2 separate regions of the Mus musculus genome follow, and region 2 is linked to region 1. Evidence: chromatin contacts called from ENCODE Hi-C or POLR2A ChIA-PET data. All regions are on one chromosome and are shown on one strand. The core of a region is the stretch at or near the end of the contact, and the rest is flanking DNA. Distances in the headings are between cores, read along the strand shown. Region 1 holds the start of Nfyb (nuclear transcription factor-Y beta). Region 2 holds the start of 1700028I16Rik (RIKEN cDNA 1700028I16 gene).

The links. A loop is a pair of places that touch in the nucleus more often than their neighbours do. ChIA-PET counts read pairs that join two places held with the same protein, here RNA polymerase II (POLR2A).
Region 2: a loop to region 1 is called in a map of heart, with 2.0 times the contacts of the local background. The contact joins the promoter of 1700028I16Rik here to the promoter of Nfyb in region 1. A Hi-C loop is called at or near these places in 1 of 37 maps with a recorded cell type or tissue (heart). POLR2A ChIA-PET finds 5 or more read pairs at or near these places in 5 of 5 experiments (Patski and embryonic stem cell).

The regions. Positions count from the first base shown.
Region 1 is chr10:82,762,188-82,766,863 of GRCm38, reverse strand. It overlaps Nfyb (nuclear transcription factor-Y beta), which reads left to right and starts at 2,723. Exons shown (of 8, transcript NM_010914.2): 1 at 2,723-2,860. It also overlaps a transcript of Hcfc2 not described here.
Region 2 is chr10:82,809,289-82,813,964 of GRCm38, reverse strand. 1700028I16Rik (RIKEN cDNA 1700028I16 gene) reads right to left here and starts at 1,842. Exons shown (of 3, transcript NR_038042.1): 1 at 1,606-1,842.

The DNA of each region.
Region 1 (4,676 bases), core at 1,474-3,973:
ACACTTTTGGAAGAAGTAAGACTCACTCTTCTTTACCTGCTTGCACTTACTGGCCAGCACATCTGTCGGAACCTACTTCTTTAGGACCCACTTCCAGCTTCTATTGCAGACCAGCTGAAACAACCAGCCTTGTGGGACTGAGCAACTGCTAGATTCTTGGCCATCCCATCCACAGCTGTCCGTCGTTGGGTTAGTTGGACCATAGGCTATAAGTCATCACAATAATTTCCCTTAATATAAAGAAACTAAGTTCTGCAACTCTAGAGAACCCTGACTAATACACAGTGATGGCTATTCTTGGTTGTCACCTTGACTACATCTGGATTTAACTGAAACCCAAGCATCTGGTTATACCTTTGAGGGACTTTTCTTGATCTTTTGAGGTGGGACAATACACTTTACATCTGAACCATATTTCCTGATAGCCTATATAAAAGACATGGAAGAAGGAAGGGCTTGCCTTGCTACCACTGGCAAGTCCATCCCCTCACTGGTTTGAGACTCCAGCATCTACTGAAGACCAGCAGAGGCATCCAGCCTCATGGACTGGACAACTACTGGATTCTTGTTTTTAACCAATGTTGGACTAGCCTATAAGCTACTCTCATAAATCCCATAAATATATATGGTACTTGTCTGTCTGTCTGTTTATCCATCTATCTTTTGAGTTTTGTTCCTCAAAAGAACCCAACTAATACAAATACTAGTGGCGTATGCTCAGTTCCTCAGAAGGCACGGTCAAGGTCAGGGTCAGGGGGAGGGTCAGGGTAAGGGGGAAGGTCAGGGGCAGGGATAGATCTTGAGTTTAAGCCCAACTTGGACTATATAGTGAAACAGTTCAAAAAAAACCAAACAAACTGACCAAACAAAAATTTTAGAATATTAACCTTTTTAGGTCTTTATATGTATAAATTGCAATGAGCCATAGTAGTTAATATTATTTCTGTTATAAAGAAACTGGAGAGATGGCTCAGCGGTTAAAAGCACTGAATGCTCTTCCAGAGGTCCTGAGTTCAATTTCCAGCAACCACATGGTGGCTTATGACCATCTGTAATGGGATCTGATGCCCTCTTCTGGTGTGTCTGGAGACAGTGACAGTGCACTCATATACATAAAATAGATAAATCTTTAATTTTTTTTAAAAGGAAATAACAGAGTGGTAAATCTGGCTAGTAAGAAGGGGTCCTGGGCCCACAGGTGGTGGTGGTTCACTCCTTTAGTCCCAGCATTGGGGAGGCAGAGGTAGGCAGAACTGTGAGTTTGAGGCTAGCCTGGTCTACAGAGTGAAATCCAGGACAGCCAGGGCTACACAGAGACATCCTGCCTTGGAACAAACAAACAAACAAACAAACAAACAAAACCAAAACAAGAGAAGAAGGGAGAGGAAGAGGAGGGTGTCCTAGAATTTGGTAGATTCAGGTGGTGGTGCTCCTAACTCCTCTTGAAATAACCGAGAAAGACTCATTTGTTCTTGCTTCCTTATTTACCTGAGAAATATTTATTTATTCTAGACACAGCGGGATATCAATAAATAACATATTTCAATCTTTCTGTATACTTTATGCACATACTTATATGGAATATACACCCAAACACCTTTTTTTCTTTTTTTGAGATACAGTCCGATTATGTAGCCCAGGCTGGACGTGAACACACACACTAGGGAGCCCAAGATGGTCTGGAATTTCCAATCTTCCTGTTTGTGTCTCCCCAGTCATGGGTTTAAAAGGCATAAGCCACAACACCAGGGCCTTCTATAATTATTACTACTACAGTTTCTGTTTCTTCAGACAGGGTTTCTCTGTGTAGCCTTGGTGTACTGGAACTCACTCTGTAGACCAGGCTGGCCTTGAGATTTGCCTCCCTTGTCTTGGAATTAAAGGCGTGCACCTGCCTGACCCAGCCATACTATTATTTCTAAAGACAGGGTCTTAATGTATCTCTGGCTGACCTAGAACTTTCAGTCTTGCTTACTTATCCTTGTTAAGTCCTAGGACAATAATTTTCCATCTATCTGGGTGCAGGTATCCTGCAGTACTTTGCAGTGGCTGGCCATGCAGGACATTTTGGATCACCACCACAAGGGAGAATGGTAGCCAAGGGACATTTGATCCAGATTTCAGTGAGGCCGACAGGGAAGGCCTTAAATGCACAGAGGCCATGAGTTTTTGCAGCCCAGTGTTATCTGGTTGGGAAATGAGCACTTTAGGTAGTAAGCCAACTTGGTAGGGCAGACCTAACACCAGAACACAGCACCAGGGTACAGGGTGGAAGTCGGCTGGGACAGCCTACCTGTTAAACTTGGAGGAAGGGGATGGTGTGCTAAAATGAAAAACTAACATCTTTGTTCACTGTGACTTGAGAGGGAACGCTGTGTGCCTGAGGTGGCTTGGAGGGATACCTAGAAAACATTAGGTGCCTAAAGCATTCTGGAAAGTAGCTCAGGTGTAGATCCCCTCCGGGGCTGAACTCAGGCGGGCGAGACGCTGGTTAGTGGGGAAGGAGGAGCTGGAAGGAGAAAGAAGCCAGAGCAAGCCTTTCCGCGTGGAGCTCTGGATGAGAACGCCGGCCTCTCGGACGCCCTGAAGAGCGAACATCCAGAGCCCGCCCGCGCGCTTTTACGGACCGCGCGCCTTGCTCAGAGGCTCCGGGGCGGGGCCGGGGGCGGACCGGGGCGTGGCCTCGGGCGCGGGCGTCGCGGAGGGAGGGTGTCACGTAGAGGGAAGCGGCCCGCGGCGGAGGGAGGGGAGGCCGAGTCCTGGAAGTGGAGCTCCGCGCTGGGACTGGTTCCTTCGCAGCCATTTTCTGTCCAACCAAACAGCCGATTGGAGACGGGAGCCAACCAGGGCTGCATTGGAGGTTTGTGTCTCGCTTCGGCCAATGATCGCTCCTAAACCGACTCCACTTTAGCTCGAATGAAATGTCCGTCTCCTCCCGGCGCCGTCCCCGCCGCCAACGCCGCGGCGGTCGGGGGCACTCGCAGTCCGCAGTCTTCGGGCGGGCCGGGCCTCCGGGCGAGGCCGCTGTGCTTCGGGCCGGGCCGGGCCGGGCCGGGCGCGGGGCGGCGGGCGCTTTGTGCGCGGGGCCGCGAGCCGCGGTCGGGCTGGGCCGGGCGGCTGCGGGGCTCTCGCGGCGGCAGCCCCGGGCCGGCTCCATTTTGTCCGGGGAGCCGGCGGGCGGGGAACGCTGCGCCCCGGAGCGGCCGCTTTGTCTCCCGCATCCCGCCGGCGGCGGGCGTTGGGCACGGGCGGCGGGGGGATGCGCTCCGCGGGGCCGCCCGGGCACCTGCGAGCCGAGGCGGCGGGTCCCTGCGAGGAACGAGCGGCCTGGCGGGCCCCCGGCCCGCTCCGCGCCTACAGCATGCAGCCATCTGGCGCCTGGCTCGCCCCGGACTTGCCCCGAAGGTGGGAAGGGAGCCTTGGAGGTTGCACGGAGGTTTCAGTCACCCGTGCTGGGGGGGCGGGAGGGTCTGCGAGAACAAAGAATTTACGGAGCACCCGCAGATCCTTTCATGCCTAAAGTCTAGAAGAGGGCTGTTTGATGTAGACAAGGTTAGGTAGCAGACGACCTTTAAAAAAAATGGCATCCCGCTAATCTTCACAGACCCTAGTTTTTGTAGATGGTGCCACAAATCACCCGAGTGGCTTCAGCTCTCAGTAAGGAAACTAATCGGTAACAGAAAGTGATGGCTCAACTGGTCAGTAGTAGTGGCATTAATAAATAGGAGCTTTATGGATGAGATACTGAGAGTTTAACCAGAATTCCTTTAAAGGCAAATGATTCCTCCTCTGCACTGCTCTTTGTAGCTTAATTTAAGGATTCTATCGATGCAAAGCTGTGGTTGTCGATGCCAAAGAAAGGAGGTTGGAGGAAGGGAATCTGCTTTTCTTGGATACAGATTTGCATTTCTTCAAACACCAAGCAGATGTATGCATTCCCTTGAGCTATTACACAGATTATAACCTGCCCTGAAGAAAATGCTTTCCATATGAAGAGAGATATTCTTAATGGATTAAGTCTAAGTATATACTTAGCAACTATTTGGGTTGGTAAGGCTCTCCCCCGGTTCCCACTCTAAGCAAGATGCATACACATACCCAACCTTCAGTGTTTGAGTGTTCAAACACACCTTTTAAAGCTACAGGAACATTCTGGATCTAGAAAAGGGGCATATATGGGAAGGCAATATAGATTACTTGTAAGATTATAGCAATGTCAGGTAGTCTTTGCTGGCTGATTTTTAAAATTCAACAGCCCTGTTTTTTCCCTACTACACTTCATGCTTCGATGCGAGTCATGAACATGGAAAGGATGTTTGATTTGCACCTTTCCTCCCATTTATTTGTTTCCTTTCGGAAAAAAAAAGGGGGGGGGGAACCAACAAATAAGGTCCCAGTACTGTAATTGCTTACAGTGAGACCGAAGCGCTGTCTTGATGCAATTTCACTTCACACTGATAAAGGCCCCGTGGACTTGTTTGTTTGTTTGGTGTGCCCTCTTGCAAGGCTGTGTGTGTCTTTTCCAGCAGGACGTAAGATAATTTCAGTGCATTTTAGTCTGACATGTTTGTTTCCTTTTTCAGTTTAAAAATGTGTACATCTCCGAAACACTTTAAAAAAACAAATCCATCCTTAAAAATTCAAGTTTATGAGTAGGGCATTTCTATCCTTGGTGT
Region 2 (4,676 bases), core at 593-3,092, 48 kb before region 1:
GGAGCGTGTCTCCTGCCCATATGCATGTAAAGTATAGAAAAATGGCCGGAACAAAGTGCTGCTTCATAAAGCAGGCCCAAATTTAAGTTTCAGCTCGTTGGTTAAGATCCTGCCTTGTGGGTGTGAGAACCCCAGTTCAGGTCCCCAGAAAGAAGAAAAAGGAGTCAGAGAAAGAGCTCAAAGGCAAAGAACACTTAGTGTTCTTACTGAAGATGTGGGTTTGGTTCCCAGCACCCATACCAGGTGCTCACAACCATCTGCAACTCCAGTGCCAGGGGATGGGATGCCTATTTCCTTGGGCAGCTGAAAGCACACGGTGCACACAGACAAGCAGGCACGCACGCGCACACACATAAATAAAAATGAAAACCGTAAAACGGCACAATAGACACCGTCATTCTGGCAAGGTAGGAACAGAGACCGCCTGATGTAGTATCTAGGCCAATGAAAGCCAGGGCAGGGAGTTAACTTGCCTTATATTTCCACCACGCCCGGCATAAAGTATTTTTTTAAAAACCCAAAAAACAGCCGGGCGTGGTGTCATACGCCTTTAATCCCGGCACTCGGGAGGCAGAGGCAGGCAGATTTCTGAGTTCGAGGCCAGCCTGGTCTACAGAGTGAGTTCCAGGACAGCCACAGCTACACAGAGAAACCCTGTCTCGAAAAACCAAAATAAATAAATACCCCCCCCAAAAAAACAAACAAAAACTAGTTAAGAGGGCTAGAGAGATGGCTCGGTGGTTAAGAGCACTGACTGCTTTTCCAGAGGTTCTGTGTTCAATTCCCAGTAACTACATAGTGGTTTACAACCATCTGTAATGGGATCTGATGCCCTCTTCTGGTGTATCTGAAGACAGCTACAGTGTACTCATATACATAAAATAAATAAATCTTAAAAAACAACAAAAAGCAAACAAACAAACAAAAAAAAAAAACCACCTAGTAAGAGTAGGTGCCTCACAGAAATCGATTTAGAACACATCTCCAACTCCCTCGTGATAAGTGAGAAGAAACTGAAGCGATGGCCACAGGAGCTATCCACCCTTCACGCGGGTACTGTCCTATCCCTCCGAAGACCTCCCCTTCCCCATCATAAGCGCTCTTCTAGGTCCTCTGCCTTCCTGTCCTTCCCTGGGGCTCCCTGACCTGGAATGCAGGGAAGGACCCTGCGCCAGACACCCTACCAACCTTCCCTCATCAGCTATGCATCCCACGTGGGGCGAGCCCCTATCTCACCATCTCGGCAGAAGCCAGGGTTCAGTGTTTTATTTCCCTTTGGGACCTATAAAGGATGTGGGGGAGGCCGTGTAACCAATGATCACAGCCAGAGACCTACAGCCCAATGGCATCGGCTTGGGTCCCAGCTCTGCCACTCTGGCCTGGGTAACTTGGGGAGTAACTTGGCTTATATTTCTACCTGTTTATAAAGTATCTTTTTAAACCCCCAAAAAACAGCCAGGCGTGGTGGCGCACGCCTTTAATCCCAGCACTCGGGAGGCAGAGGCAGGCAGATTTCTGAGTGAGCAAGTTTCCTAACTTCTTGGAGCGTCGGTTTCTTCACCTGTAAAATGGGGGTTACTTGAAACCATCGCGGGAGATGCTTACACGGGTCTGGGGCGGCGAGAGGTCGGGCGGGCGAGCTTGTGGAGCCACCAACGCCCTTGAGAACCTGCGGCTGAGGCAGGGCGGCCCGTTGGCGACCTGTGCCCCTCTCCGCTCCGGCCCAGCAGCCGACTCCTCGGAAGCTCCGGGAGGGCAGTGCCGGGCTGCTCGAGAGCAAGGAGGAGCGCGCTGCCGGGGCAGCGTGGACAGGCGCTGCTCGGCCGTACCTGACACACCCTCGCCGCTCCTGCCCTCCGCGCCTCCGGTCCCCCTCCTCCTTGCTCTCGAGCAGCCCGGCACGCGAGGGGGGTGGGGGGCGGTCCACGCGCGCGGGAGGAGGAGGAGGATGGCGAGCGGAGGGCGCGCGCCCCCTGCCGGCCAGGGAAGAGATAAGCGATGGGCCGCGCCAACAGAGCTAGCCTGAAGAGGGAGAGGAGGAGAGTATTGGGATGGAGATGGGAGTGAGGGTGGGGTGGGGGTGGGGGGGGTGAGGATGAGGATGGGAGTGGGCGAGGATGGGGATGGGTGTGGGAGAGGATGGGGGTTGGGAGCAGCTTGCTTTTCCGTGGATCTCATACACTTGTTTGTTTTCTTTGACTTTTTAAAAATGTGTAGGTAGCCCACAGGTGTCATGGTTAATGTCGAGGTCATATGGAGGTCAGAGGACAACTCAAGCCAGCCGGTAGTGGCACATCCAGGCCTTTAATCCCAGTACTAGAGGGAGGCAGAGGCAGGTGGGTCTCTGTAAATTCAAGCCAGCCTGGTCTACAGAGAGAAACCCTGTCTTGTAAAAACAAAACAGAAAACTCAGGGATCAGTTTTCTCCTTCCATCATGTGGGTCCTGGGGATCAAACTAAAACTCATCTCCTGAGGTTTGATGGCAAGCACCTTTATACTGAGCCGTGCCTCTGGATGCTTTTTACTAATATGTTTGTGGTTTTTGAGGTAGGGTCTTGTGTCTAACCAGGGCTCACCTGGAAACTTGCTAAACTGTTTGGTAACCGAGTTTTGCTTTAGTTCTTTAGTTTGGTTCTAAAGAACTTGGGACCACTCTGCTCCCACAGCCTTATCTGGCAATGGGTAGTGGGGTAATTTGCCATCCTGCCATGCTGCTTTTGAAAAATAAGCTGCCTTTTTTTTTAAGGTTTTATTTATTGAGACAGAGTTTATGTAGTGCCCAGGCTGACCTTAAATTAAGGAGCCTCTGTTTTTTGCCCCGTGTGTGCTATATGACATACACACACACACACACACACACACACACACACACACACATATATATATATATGTATACATATATATATATACAGATAGGCATGCACTGCTATGTTTACTCTTGATTTTATTCTTCCTTCCCCTGTGTGTGTATGTATGTGTGTGTGGGGTTACACATGTGTGCCTGAACACATGGGCAGATAGCATCTCGAACCTGTAAGAGTTTTCCTTGCATTGCTGAAACCCACCTACGTATCTAGTAAGGTCTTGATTTATGATTATCTAATCATAACCATGAGACTACAAAAATTCACATAGCAGCTTTTGCACTGGACCACGTTATTCCAGGCTAGCTGCGGTCTCTGGTCATAGTCAGTCATAGTGTCTCGTGCCCTTTGAGATGACAGTCGTGTTTTTGCGTTGACCACTAAGAACATTCTAGTCTCCCCTCTGACCTCTGACTCCTATGCCCACGCCTTGATCTGGGACTATAAACTTCACCAAAATATCACCTTTGTGCTTTTGTCTTTGATGTTGTCCAAATGCCTGCCACAGTGCCGGGGAGATTATAGTAATTAGGTATTGAAGGAAATGCTGGGTTTTAGTAACAGTAATAGAATGGCCCACACGATAATGCTGCTGGACTGCAGGTGCCTATTTCACTGTGTAAAATGTTGAAACTTAATTTTTGGTTTTGATTCTCTGTCTCTCTCTCTCTTTCTCTCTGCTTGTGTGTGTGTGCCTGTGCGTGCACGCACGCACCCGCACTCGCATGCATGTTCCCATGTGCTTGCAGACACCTCCCTCATGATCCTCCTTGATTTGGGGCAGGGTCTCTCTTGTTTTCTGCTGCACATACCAGGATAACGGCATCCAATGCTCCCGAGATTCTGCAGTCTCTGCCTCCCATCTCACATTGGGTGTGCCAGCCTTTCAGACTCTCACTGCTACATCCCAATCCACTCAGATGGCCAGGCCTGTGCAGAACCTTTCCACAGCCATCTCCCCAGCCTCTTGGTTTCTGGTGTTCTGAGACAGGCTTTCACTGTGTAGCCAACTGGACCCAACCTTGCAATCCTCCTGCTTCAGCCTTCTGAGTGTCCAGATTATAGGCATGCACCATCTTTCCTGCCAAACTGTTTCTCTTCTAAAAAAAGATTGTAAATAGGATTGCACTAAACATGTTTGTGTTTGGAACTTAAGGCTGTCCTGACATAGTGCCACGTGGGGGTCAGACTGCAGACCCCCTCTGTGTCCCCACTAGTGAAGATTGCAAGTGAATTTTTAACCTTAGATGGTCACAGGCCTGCTCAAGCACAGAACTGCAGTTCTGGGCCTGTGTAATATTCTGTCTGTCCTTCGTTTTACTTACAGTAATCAGAGCCTCCTGCAGGTCCTTGGCAACTGTTGAAATAGTCACTGAACTTTCAAAGGCAGAGCTCTGCCCCTCAGGATCCAGGCTGGGTCTCTTTTGTTCCATGCTATACCAAGACGGTTGCTTTAGGGGTTTTGTTTTGCTTTGTTTTGTTTTCTTCTTTTTAAAGACTGGACTGTTTGGTTTCCGGGACCCCCTCCCCCCAACAAAGGACTGAGGTCATATTTTACATATCAAAGCAGACTTGTCCTCCACGTTCTCCCAGCATCCCTTAGTCCCTACTTTGCCCCCAACCTTGAACTTTCCTGCCCTGGGGCTGGGCTGCCCTTCCTCCAGAGGCTCTTACCTAAATAACCCAGACATTTAGGGCCCTCTCCTCCTCCTCATTCCTCTTCCTCCTCTTCCTTCCTTCCTCCCTCCCCCCTCCCTTCCTTCCTTTTTCTCTTTCTTTCTCTTCCCTCTCACCGTCTTTCCCTCTCCATG